2 separate regions of the Homo sapiens genome follow, and region 2 is linked to region 1. The links are chromatin loops, found by intact Hi-C in ENCODE. Cell type or tissue: right lobe of liver. All regions are shown on one strand. Region 1 overlaps XPO6 (exportin 6). Region 2 overlaps XPO6 (exportin 6).

Region 1 (5,000 bases):
AATCACTTCAATCCAGGAGGCAGAGATTGCAGTAAGCTGAGATCCTACCACTCACTGCACTCCAGCCTAGGCAACAGAGCAAGACTTATCTCAAAAAAAGAAAAAAGAAAAAAATTACTAGTTCAGGGGCAAAAAGAAACACCCCGCACACCAACACAAAGTGCCCTGCTCCAACAGAAAGAATAGAAAGTGACCATGGGGGCAGTCGGGGAGGCCGGTGGTCTGCAGGACCCCCCTACAAAACAAGTGGTGACTGCTTTGTCATTCTGTCCCTGGGCCCCTAAGCTACCAGAGGAGGATCTTGTAATCCCTGCAGCAGGGATGAGATCTCCATGATGACCAATAGTTTCCACTTATTTACTGTTTAAAGTTAGGTTCATGGAAGTATAACAGAGTAAACTTTTGAGGTTTATCTTTCTATGAATTCTGACCTACCTGTGGATTTGTACCACCACCATCACAACCAAGACAGGACACTTCCATCACCTGGAACGTCCCCTCACACCCTCACCCCTAAGGCAACCACTGCTCATTATCTGTCCCTGTGGTTCTACCTTTTCCAGAATGTCATAGAATGGCATGGGATCCTACCATGCATAGCCTTTGGCATCTAGCTTCTTTCACCTGACAGAATGCATGTGAAACTCATCTATGCTGCTGATTGTACCAAGAATCCATGCTTGCTTATTGCCGAGTGCCAGTCCCTTAGAGGCATGCACGAGCCTGTTCATCCATTCAGCTGCTGGATACTCAAAGTGTTTCCAGCTTTGGCAATTATGAAACAGCTTCTATAAACATCAGTGTACAGGTTGTGTGAACATATGCTTTCATTTATCTTGGGTAAAATACTTAGAAGTGAGACTGCTAGGTCATACAGTAACTACACACTTAACTTTAAAAGAAACTGCCAAACTGTGAAACTATTCTCCAAAGTGCCTTTCACCAGCCCTCAGTGGGGACCAGGCACCAGCGTGCCAAAGAAGTCTTCCAGGCAAGGACAGGGTTCAAGAGAAAGGCAGGGGAGGCGCAAACACTTGAGTACTGCAGACCTGAGGCCTCGGTGGGTGCCAGGGATGGGAAGGCCAGGGCAAGGGCACGTGCCTGAAAAGAACTGCCACACAAGAGTCAGTATGTGTGTGTGTGCGCGCGCATGCGCACGTGCATGCCTGTGTGCATGCTGTGTGCTAGTAGGGAGCTGGAGGGAGGGTGGAAATCCCTCTTGCTTCCCCATGAGGAAAAGCATGCACTGAAAATACCAAAAGAGACTCCCCTAGCTAGACTCAGATGAGAACGTCAGACACTTGAGTGCAGACCCTGGGAGCGTGCCTGACACAGCCACAGAGCAGGCTGGCTGTCTGGGCGAGGTGATGCCGTCCCAGTCTTCCACAGCAAGGGGTATTTAGCCCCCAGACAGTGCACTCTCTCCAATGGACAGCTGCATCTGCCCTGAAAGCGAATGCTCCCTCCCAGGGCAGTGTTTCTCCCAGTATGGTCAGAGTCAGAATCACAGTGCAGGTCTGGGGCCCTCCTGCGGAGACTCATATTCAGGCAGCTCCCCGCTAAGAAGGCCCTCGGTGACTCTGGCATAGGCAGGCTCTTTACACTTGGGGAAACAGCACTATGAGGTCAGCGGAACTGACGTTTATCAAGCATCTCCAAGTGTCATGCACTTTGTGTATGTCATCTCATTTAACCTCACAACAAACCTGTGACCCAGGCAACATTAGCTCCACTTTGCAGATGAAGAAACTGAGGCTCCAAGAAATTAATTAACTTCATCAATACTAACAGGCAGAACTGAGCTTCAGACCCGAGACTGTGGGGCTTCGAAGACAGGACTCGCTGCAGTGGTCAGGTTAGAGGAAGTCACCTGGCAGCAACCCCGCCCCCACGTTACCTGCATGATGGCACTGAACTGGGGCTCATTCTCCATCTGCTCCTCAGCGATCCCCCTCTGGACACTGGCCAGCACGGTGGACTTGAAGAAGTACCTCCAGTTGTGATGGAGCGTCCGGAAAAGGAGCTCAAACAGCTCGGCCTTCACATCAGGGGAGGGACGCTGCAAAGACACACAGACGCTCAGACCTGCAGCTTGCGGAGCTGCTCCGGCCTGGGCCCAGGGCAGCAAAGATGCCTAGGAGACGCCTCGTGACAGCAAGCCGAGTGTCAACACTCCATCCACATGCCTGTCACTACCTGCGCAAAAGACATCCAGCCCCTGGAGTCCTGTCACTGCCTGTGCAAAAGACATCTAGCCCCTGGAGTTGGCGGTTCACACCGCGAGTTCTTCAGGAGAGACATGGCCCACATTTGAGAGAGAATGCACGGGTCAGTGCCAAGGGCCCCTTTTTCTGATGAGCACTCAGCTTTTACACTAGAAAAAAGCTACCAAGTGGATGAACAATTAGGAGTATGGATTTCCTGTTCTATTCGACCTGTCAGATCTTCTTGCTTGTTCCTTTTCCCAGGATAAAAAATGCTGTCCCACTAACCTGTTGGTCTTACACAACCACGGAGGCTAAAGACAGACCCAACGCCTTAAAGCGATTCTGCTCCCCAGAAGGGGAGGGTTTAAAGAACACTTGGGAGCCAGGCTCTCTGGGCCAGTCTCCTCTTTCCCAGTAGCCAGGATTCTGAGAGGAGTTAGAGGAGAAGGGTCAGGCTCAGCAGTGTTTTCTCATTGACTCCAACTCCCCCAATCCCTTATTCCAAATGTCTCTGCAGAATTCAAAATTAGAAGGCCCACATATATTCAGTTCAGCCTTGATTAAAATTAAATAGACACCAGGGGCCACAAGCATCCACAGAAGAAGCCTCATAGGCCCAGTGCATTTCGTAATGCACAGCAACCAGACCTGTCCCAGTCTCAGTTCAGACAGTTAAAGATTAACTCTTATTTATACGACTATTACCAAAAAAACTGAAATTAAATCTATACTTATTCCGGGTCTTATTATGCTGAGTGCCTGCCTATTTTCTAAGAAGGACAAAGGGCTTTCCTGTAACACTGAAAGGTTTGTTTGAATGGTTTCAAGAACTTGCCTTGTATCCTCGAGACCATGAATGTTTCTAATAGGAAAGTACATATGTTAGAATGTTTGCTATAGAAAACCAGAGTCTCTTAAAGGTATAAAATTTGCCGCAGGAGACTGATCTTAGCAACTGACCCTGTGGAATAACTGCCATGCTTACACTAGACTAGCTCCAATGAACTCAATCAATATAAAAACACTGTACCACACCACTAAAGGCCTTCTTCCTTGGGAGAAACTACTTTACAAGCATATTAAACTAACAAATGAACTTTAAAACACAATACATTTTCTGTGAAATCTCATTCCCTTCCCAATCTGGAGATGGGGGGTGCTGCACAGGGGACCGTCTGAGCCCCTACCTCGGCAATGATGGGATACACTTGCTCCATGCACAGGGCGATGATGCTGGGGAGGAAGGGCTTGAACACCTGGCCTGGCTCCTGGACCACCACCTGCAGGATCTTCAGAAACTTCTCCACCACCCGGCAGCCTGTGCTGCCCTCGTGGAGGATGCTCTCGGCTAACTGCTCTCTACAGAGGAGAAAGCCACACAGTGAGCAACCACATGTTTCTCTGGGGGCCAGCATGAAAACCCATGCTGTGGCAAGTGCAGAACAGGAGCAAAAAGCCACACTTTGTCGCCAGACCCACCACTTCTCCCTTGAATCTGAAAACTATAGATGGTGGGTCTGTGCTTACCTGGTAAACATGTTGAGGAAAGTCTGTATGATTTGCTCAGTGAAAGGCACACCCATCTGTACTCTAAGGCCTCGAAACAGAGTGAGGAAGAAGCTCAGCATCTCATCAGTCACATCTGAGGAAAGGGGCAGAGATATCGTCAGAGGCTTGCACACAGTGAGAACCAGAACCCTGGGCTTCATCAACCTACTCCTGAAATCTGCACTATCAGCTTTCTCTACAGCTTCCTGCTGGAAACATTTCCCCAACACCATCAGGGCCAATGATGGAAAGTGGAAAACGATTAGGGACATGCTGAGAAAATAGTTCTGGTATAGGGAACCTCCACCTGGTGGCTCACTACAGGAAATGAAGGTCATCTCGAACCCTCCCTCATTGCCCGACATCCAGTGATGGTCAGAGTTTCACTGGAGAGGGATCACTTTGTGCCCACACTGATGAATGCCAACTGGGTCAACACCTGAGTGCTTAAGCCATTTCCCCCTATGACTAATAATCCCTGCAGCTGGGTCAGGGGTTAAGTGGTTGAAAGTGGATAATGAAGGTGTATTTAGGTTGCATGGCCCTGGTCCATTAAATGGATTAATTGCAGAAAATACTGGTTACATATAGGGCAGTTTCACTTCCAGATCTCAACAATCATCTTGTGTAGTGTGTTTCAGCCCTAACTGCACGCAATCTGCTTGCAAGAGGCAATGAATATTTGCTGACTGAGAAGTGCCTGATATTTCTCTTGTAAAACTGACAAGACTACTATAATGCTGTCATGAGAGCTAGGCAAGTACATCCACAGAGCTAGAGAGGCCCTCTATCACTGACAGTGACAGACAAGGGTGAGGGGAACGATCTCGGCAAATGCACCTTGCCACAAAATAAGGAGAACTAAGCCAAAAAAGCTCTCTTGCCTTCTCTTGTAGGTGCCAAGGCCCATATGGAGAGCTCTGCTCACTTTTCCAAAGGGCCTTGGCCCTAGACTCCACAAATAAACATCACTGCCCTTTCCCCTCAGTACCGGGTTTCGTTGCACGGAACAAGTCAAGGCCTGTACTGCACCGACTCAGTGTGTTCTACAGATCTAAGTGGGTATTCTGGCCCTTGTTAGCACCACCCACCAGTGGGGCCTCTGGGCCAGCTCCTACCTGACTGATGGATAAAAGCTGGAAAGAGGGCCAGGGAGACCTGAACAGATTCCTGCAGCGACTGGTAGCAAATCTGTCGAGACTTGGTGGACTCCCCCGAGATATTCTCCACAATATCTTCTAAGAC
Region 2 (5,000 bases), 100 kb after region 1:
TGAGGCCGGAGGATCACTTGAGCCCAGCAGCTCAAGGCCAGCAGGGGCAACATGGTGAAACCTCGTATCTACAAAGAATACAAAATTACCCAGGCATGGTGATGCATACGTATAGTTCCAGCTACTCAGGAGGCTGAGGTGGGAGGATCGCGTGAGCCCCAGGAGATAGAGGCTGCAGTAAGACATGATTGCTCCACTGCACACCAGCCTGGGCGACGGAGTAAGACCCCATCTCAAAAAAAAAAAAAAAAAGTCAGTCAGCAATGGGTTGTAGAATGAATGACAGGGGGAAAGGAGAGGTGGGAGGTTGAAAAAGTAGAGGTAGAGTGGCAACCACACTTTCAGGAATTCCTACCCTTTCAACACAGCCTGTGCTATCACATCTTCCTTGGCTTAGACAGATACATTTGACAATGCAACTACTTAAGATCTTCAACATCCTTCTCGTGCCCAGGGCCAACTACCTTCATGTCAACAGCGCCACAACTGCTCACCTACCTACAGAGATAGCCACATCCCATATTTCATCAGCACATGGCCCATCTCCTGTCATCTCTTCCTATCAGTTTACATGTTATCGCTTCCATTCCTACCAAATCCAAATCACCAACTGATTAAAACTTTCTACTACTCTCAATCGCCAGGTTACAGGCTTCCAAAATCAGCTTGTGCTTTTCCTTCTTCCTCATCTCTTAACTCTGGAATCAGTTTTAAGTGACAACTCCCTTACCAGGTCTTCCTCTCAACCACTAATTACACATGCAAGAACAGGCAGGCCCTTGTCACATCCACACAGGCATGGTGTAACATCTGGTTTCCCACATCTAACCTATACACAGCAGATTAAGTTTCCTTTAAGGAAAAACCATCCAACAAGAGAAAGCCAAACTCCCTAGGGTAGTACTGGAGACCCTCCATCATCTAGCCACAAACTACCTTGATAGCCTTCTCTCCAACTACTTCTTCACATCCTTCTCTTCTGAAACTTCCAAACTTCTGAAACTGCTAGGGAGCCTAGTTTACTCCTTCCCTAAAGCTCCCTTTGAACACCCAAGACCTCAACAACATCCCTACCACAATTTAATTGCCCACTATGCCAAGAATTGCTCTAGACTCTTGGGATACATGAACAAAAGAGAGATTCCCTAGCTTTATGGAGCTAACATTTTAGCAGGAGACAACAAAAGACCAACCTCATTAATAATATTGAGTATATAAAATGTTAAAAAATTGTACAAAAAGAGAAGTAAAGCAGGATGTCAGGGACTGGAAGTGCTGAAGTGGCATTACCATTTTAAACAGGGTGGTGAGGGAAGGCCCCACTGGAAAAGTGACTCGAGGCTTAAAGGTTTAGTCAAGCAGATTCTCAGGGAGAGCACGGTCCAAGCAGAGGCAGGGAGCCAGGCCAAAGGCCTGGAGCAGGAACATGCCCAGAAGGTCTGAAGAGCAGTAAGAAGACCGAGGGAGCTGCAGCACAGCCAGTGAGAGCTAAAGGAGGTGAGCTAGAGGGGAGATGTGACCCGTCTCACAAACCAGCTTGGATGTCAAGCAGACAGCTGGAGACTCGAGAACTGGAGCTGAGGAGAGAGATGTTGGGTTATAGGTGTCCTGGATGAAGGCACTAAGTTCGAGGCCTAGAGTGTTCCGGCTATGAGATGAGGAAGAAACAACCTGTGCGACAGGAGGAAAACCAAGAACACACCTTAGTGTCCCAGCGGCCAAGTGACGAAAGGCTGAACTGCAGAAGGGGTACTCCACTTGTCTGACACTACTGACAGATCCAGTAAGATAGGGACTGAGAGCTAACCACTGGATTTAGCAACACTGGATAAGCAACACTTATCACCTTGATAAGTGAGATTAAGAGAGAATAATGCCAGGCGTGGGGACTCACATCTATAATCCCAGCATTTTGGGAGGCCTAGGCAGGGGGATCCCTTGAGCCCAGGAGTTCAAGGCTGCTGTGAACTATGGTCACTCCACTGCACTCCAGCCTGGGCGACAGAGCGAGATCCTATGTCTAAAATTAATGAGCAAAGGGAAAGTGAGGAATTAGAGACCAAGTACAGGCCACTCCTTCCTGGGGTTTTGTTGCAAAGGGGAAAAAAGAAATAGGGCAATAACTGGCCAGGAAAGTAGGAGTAAAGGTTTCAGATAAAAAAAATACCATGTTTGTGTACTACATGTATATGTGTACATAGGTATGCATATAAAGCCCTAGAAAGTCCTACGCACCCAACAAATGTTTATTTCCTTCACTCTCACTTCACACCTATCATTTTCTATTATCTTTGTTGCTATATATGTGACCTTTGTAACTGTCTGCAAGAAACTTTCACTTGGAAGGCCCTTTCTTTGTCCCAGTGTCAAACTCTTCCTCATCCTTCAAGACTCAAATATACCTTCCTGGGAAGCCTTCCCTGACTCTTCTCAGCCAATCTCTCTCAGGTCAGTACCTATGCAATCTTTGTACCAATGCCCCTTTGCACCAACACATTCTTCTACTATCACCTGTATCACAGTCTCTTGTATTTTCAGAGTATGTTGACTTATCTTCCCCACTAAACTGACTCCCAGAGGGCAGGGGCAGTATTAAATATTACCCTGGAAGTGTAACGGTTATGAGCAGTGACTCGCTGTGTGACCTTGGGAAGTTGCCTAACCTCTCAGTGCACTGAATGTCAGCTATAAAACATGAAATGAAAGCTGCCTTTAAGCCAGGCATGGTGGTTCACGCCTGTAATCCCAGCACTTCGGGAGGCCCAGACGGGTGGATCATGTGAGGTCAGGAGTTCAAGACCAGCCTGGCCAACATAGTGAAACCCCATCTCTACTAAAAATACAAAAATTATTCAGGCATGGTGGTGCGCACCTGTAGTCCCAGCTACTCGGGAGGCTGAGGCAGGAGAATCGCTTGAACCCAGGAGGTAGAGACTGCAGTGAGCTGAGATCACGCCACTGCACTCCAGCCTAGGCGACAGAGCAAGACTGTCTCAAAAAAAAAAAAAAAAAAACTGCCTCTACCTCCTAGAGTTGTTTGGGACAGTAAATGGGTTCATAGGTTCATAGATGTAAGATGCCTGGCATATAGAAAGCAATACACACACACACACACACACACACACACATATTAACTATTATATTGTTAGATTGTAACCACAGTACCTAGGGTTGTAAACTTCATAGCAGGAAGTCAATACATTATTTCATGATTATTTGGCCTGGTGTGGTGGCTCGCGCCTGTGATCCTAGCACTTTGGGAGGCTGAGGCAAGAGGACTGCTTGAGATCAGAAGTTCAAGACCAGGCTGGACAACATAGCAATCCCCACTCTCTACAAAAAATAAAAATAAAAAAATTAGCTGGGCATGGTGGCATGGGCCTGTAGTCTCAGCTACTGAGGAGGCTGAGGTGGGAGGATTGCCTTGAGACCAGGAGATCGAGGTCACTATGAGCTGTGACTGTGCTGCTGCGCCCCAGCCTGGACAACAGAGCAAGACCCTGTCTCAAAAAATAAATAAATATATAATAAATATAAAAACCAATAACAAAAACTCTGGCTTAATCTACCTATTTCTTTATACTACATTAATTTTGCTGACCACATTTTGGTTTTATCAGGTGATTTGAACCATATCATATACTAATTTTTTCAGAAGCTATTCAAGTCATTTCTTGACAGGTAACTTTTTCTCCAGACTTTCTCTAATGCTGTGACTGACATACAAAACCTCTGGGTACTGCTGAACCTTTCCCTGCCATCTCCCTGCACCCCCATGTCTTCTTTGTACCTCTGAGAGCATGGGGTACAATGCAATGCTGTGGATGAACAAGTGGATGACATGCCATGTGAGTGGCTAAATTTCAGTTCTGATTCTGCCTCCATTACAGGGGCCACTCACGGTAACTGATATTAAAAAAATAAGGCTAGGTGTGGTGGCTCCCACCTGTAATCCTAGCACTTTGGGAGGCCAAGGTGGGCAGATCATCTGAGGTCTGGAGTTCGAGACCAGCCTGACCAACGTGGTGAAACCCCATCTCTACTAAAAAACACAAAAATTAGCCGGGTATGGTGGTGGGTGCCTGTAATCTCAGCTACTCAGGAGGCTGAGGCAGGAGAATTGCTTGAACCTGGGAGGCAGAGGTTGCAGTAAGCCAAGATCGTACCACTGCACTCCAGCCTGGGTGCAAAAGCAAGATGCCATCTCAAAAAAAAAAAAGGAAAGAAAGAAAGAAAGAAAACAAACCTTAGCAGGCAATTCAATTTCTAAGCAACTAAAAAAGAAATGCTAATATAAGCAAAAACTCAATTTTGCACACAATTTTCATATTAAGCAACAGCTCGCTCAATACTAAGTAATAATTTCTCAGCAAAGTAGTGGGAACCTCTAACATGTCACACCACTTAAGAATCCATGGGAATGCAACAAAAAATGATTTAATCAAATACAGTTATAGTATGCTAGCTCTTCCTGTAATTCTATACTGCAACTATAAATCTTTTTAAACTGGTTCTAAATGTGAAGGTCAACAGGGATAGTGTAAACAAAATTCCCCATACTCCCTATGCTCCACCACTATCTATCTCTAAGCCAAACAACATACAGGTGGAAGACTCTCCTGATCTTCCTTCCCATGAGGCAGCACCCAAAGAGCACAGGCTCCGGAGTACAGCACTTTGGGTCTAAATGCCAACTCCACCACTTGTCAACTAGGAATCACAGAGCAGGTCTGTCCATCTCCCGCTCTGGCAGGAACAGCCATAGTGGAACCTAGCAGAGTTGGTGGGGTTTACTGATACTGAATGACTAAGAGAAAAACTTGGCCAGGCGCAGTGGCTCACGCCTATAATACCAGAACTTTGGGAGGCCAAGGCGAGTGGATCACCTGAGGTCAGGAGTTCGAGACCAGCCTGGCCAACCTGGTGAAACCCCATTTCTACTAAAAATACAAAACAAAAAAAAAAACTAGCTGGGCGTGCCTGTAATCCCAGCTACTCAG

The links. A loop is a pair of places that touch in the nucleus more often than their neighbours do. Peaks named below come from ENCODE experiments on the same cell type or tissue, not always from the same donor. Only the 100,000 strongest peaks of a DNase experiment are listed, where the experiment ranks them.
Region 2: it touches region 1 in a loop (2.8-fold over the local background); 4 of 110 quality-filtered maps call a loop at or near these places.

What each region holds. Positions count from the first base shown.
Region 1 is chr16:28,102,649-28,107,648 of GRCh38, forward strand. XPO6 (exportin 6) reads right to left here. Exons shown (of 24, transcript NM_015171.4): 18 at 4,874-5,000; 19 at 3,735-3,849; 20 at 3,395-3,566; 21 at 1,898-2,059. All of the region lies in intron 1 of LOC124903669 (a long non-coding RNA gene), which reads left to right. Among named protein-coding and RNA genes, the nearest start is that of GSG1L, 41 kb to the left of the region's middle. In right lobe of liver, a CTCF peak has its summit at 2,778 (motif pointing right); DNase peaks (open chromatin) are centred at 2,833 and 4,158; H3K27ac peaks cover 2,115 bases.
Region 2 is chr16:28,203,041-28,208,040 of GRCh38, forward strand. All of the region lies in intron 1 of XPO6 (exportin 6), which reads right to left. Among named protein-coding and RNA genes, the nearest start is that of XPO6, 6.4 kb to the right of the region's middle. In right lobe of liver, no CTCF peak of the experiment used is centred here; no DNase peak of the experiment used is centred here.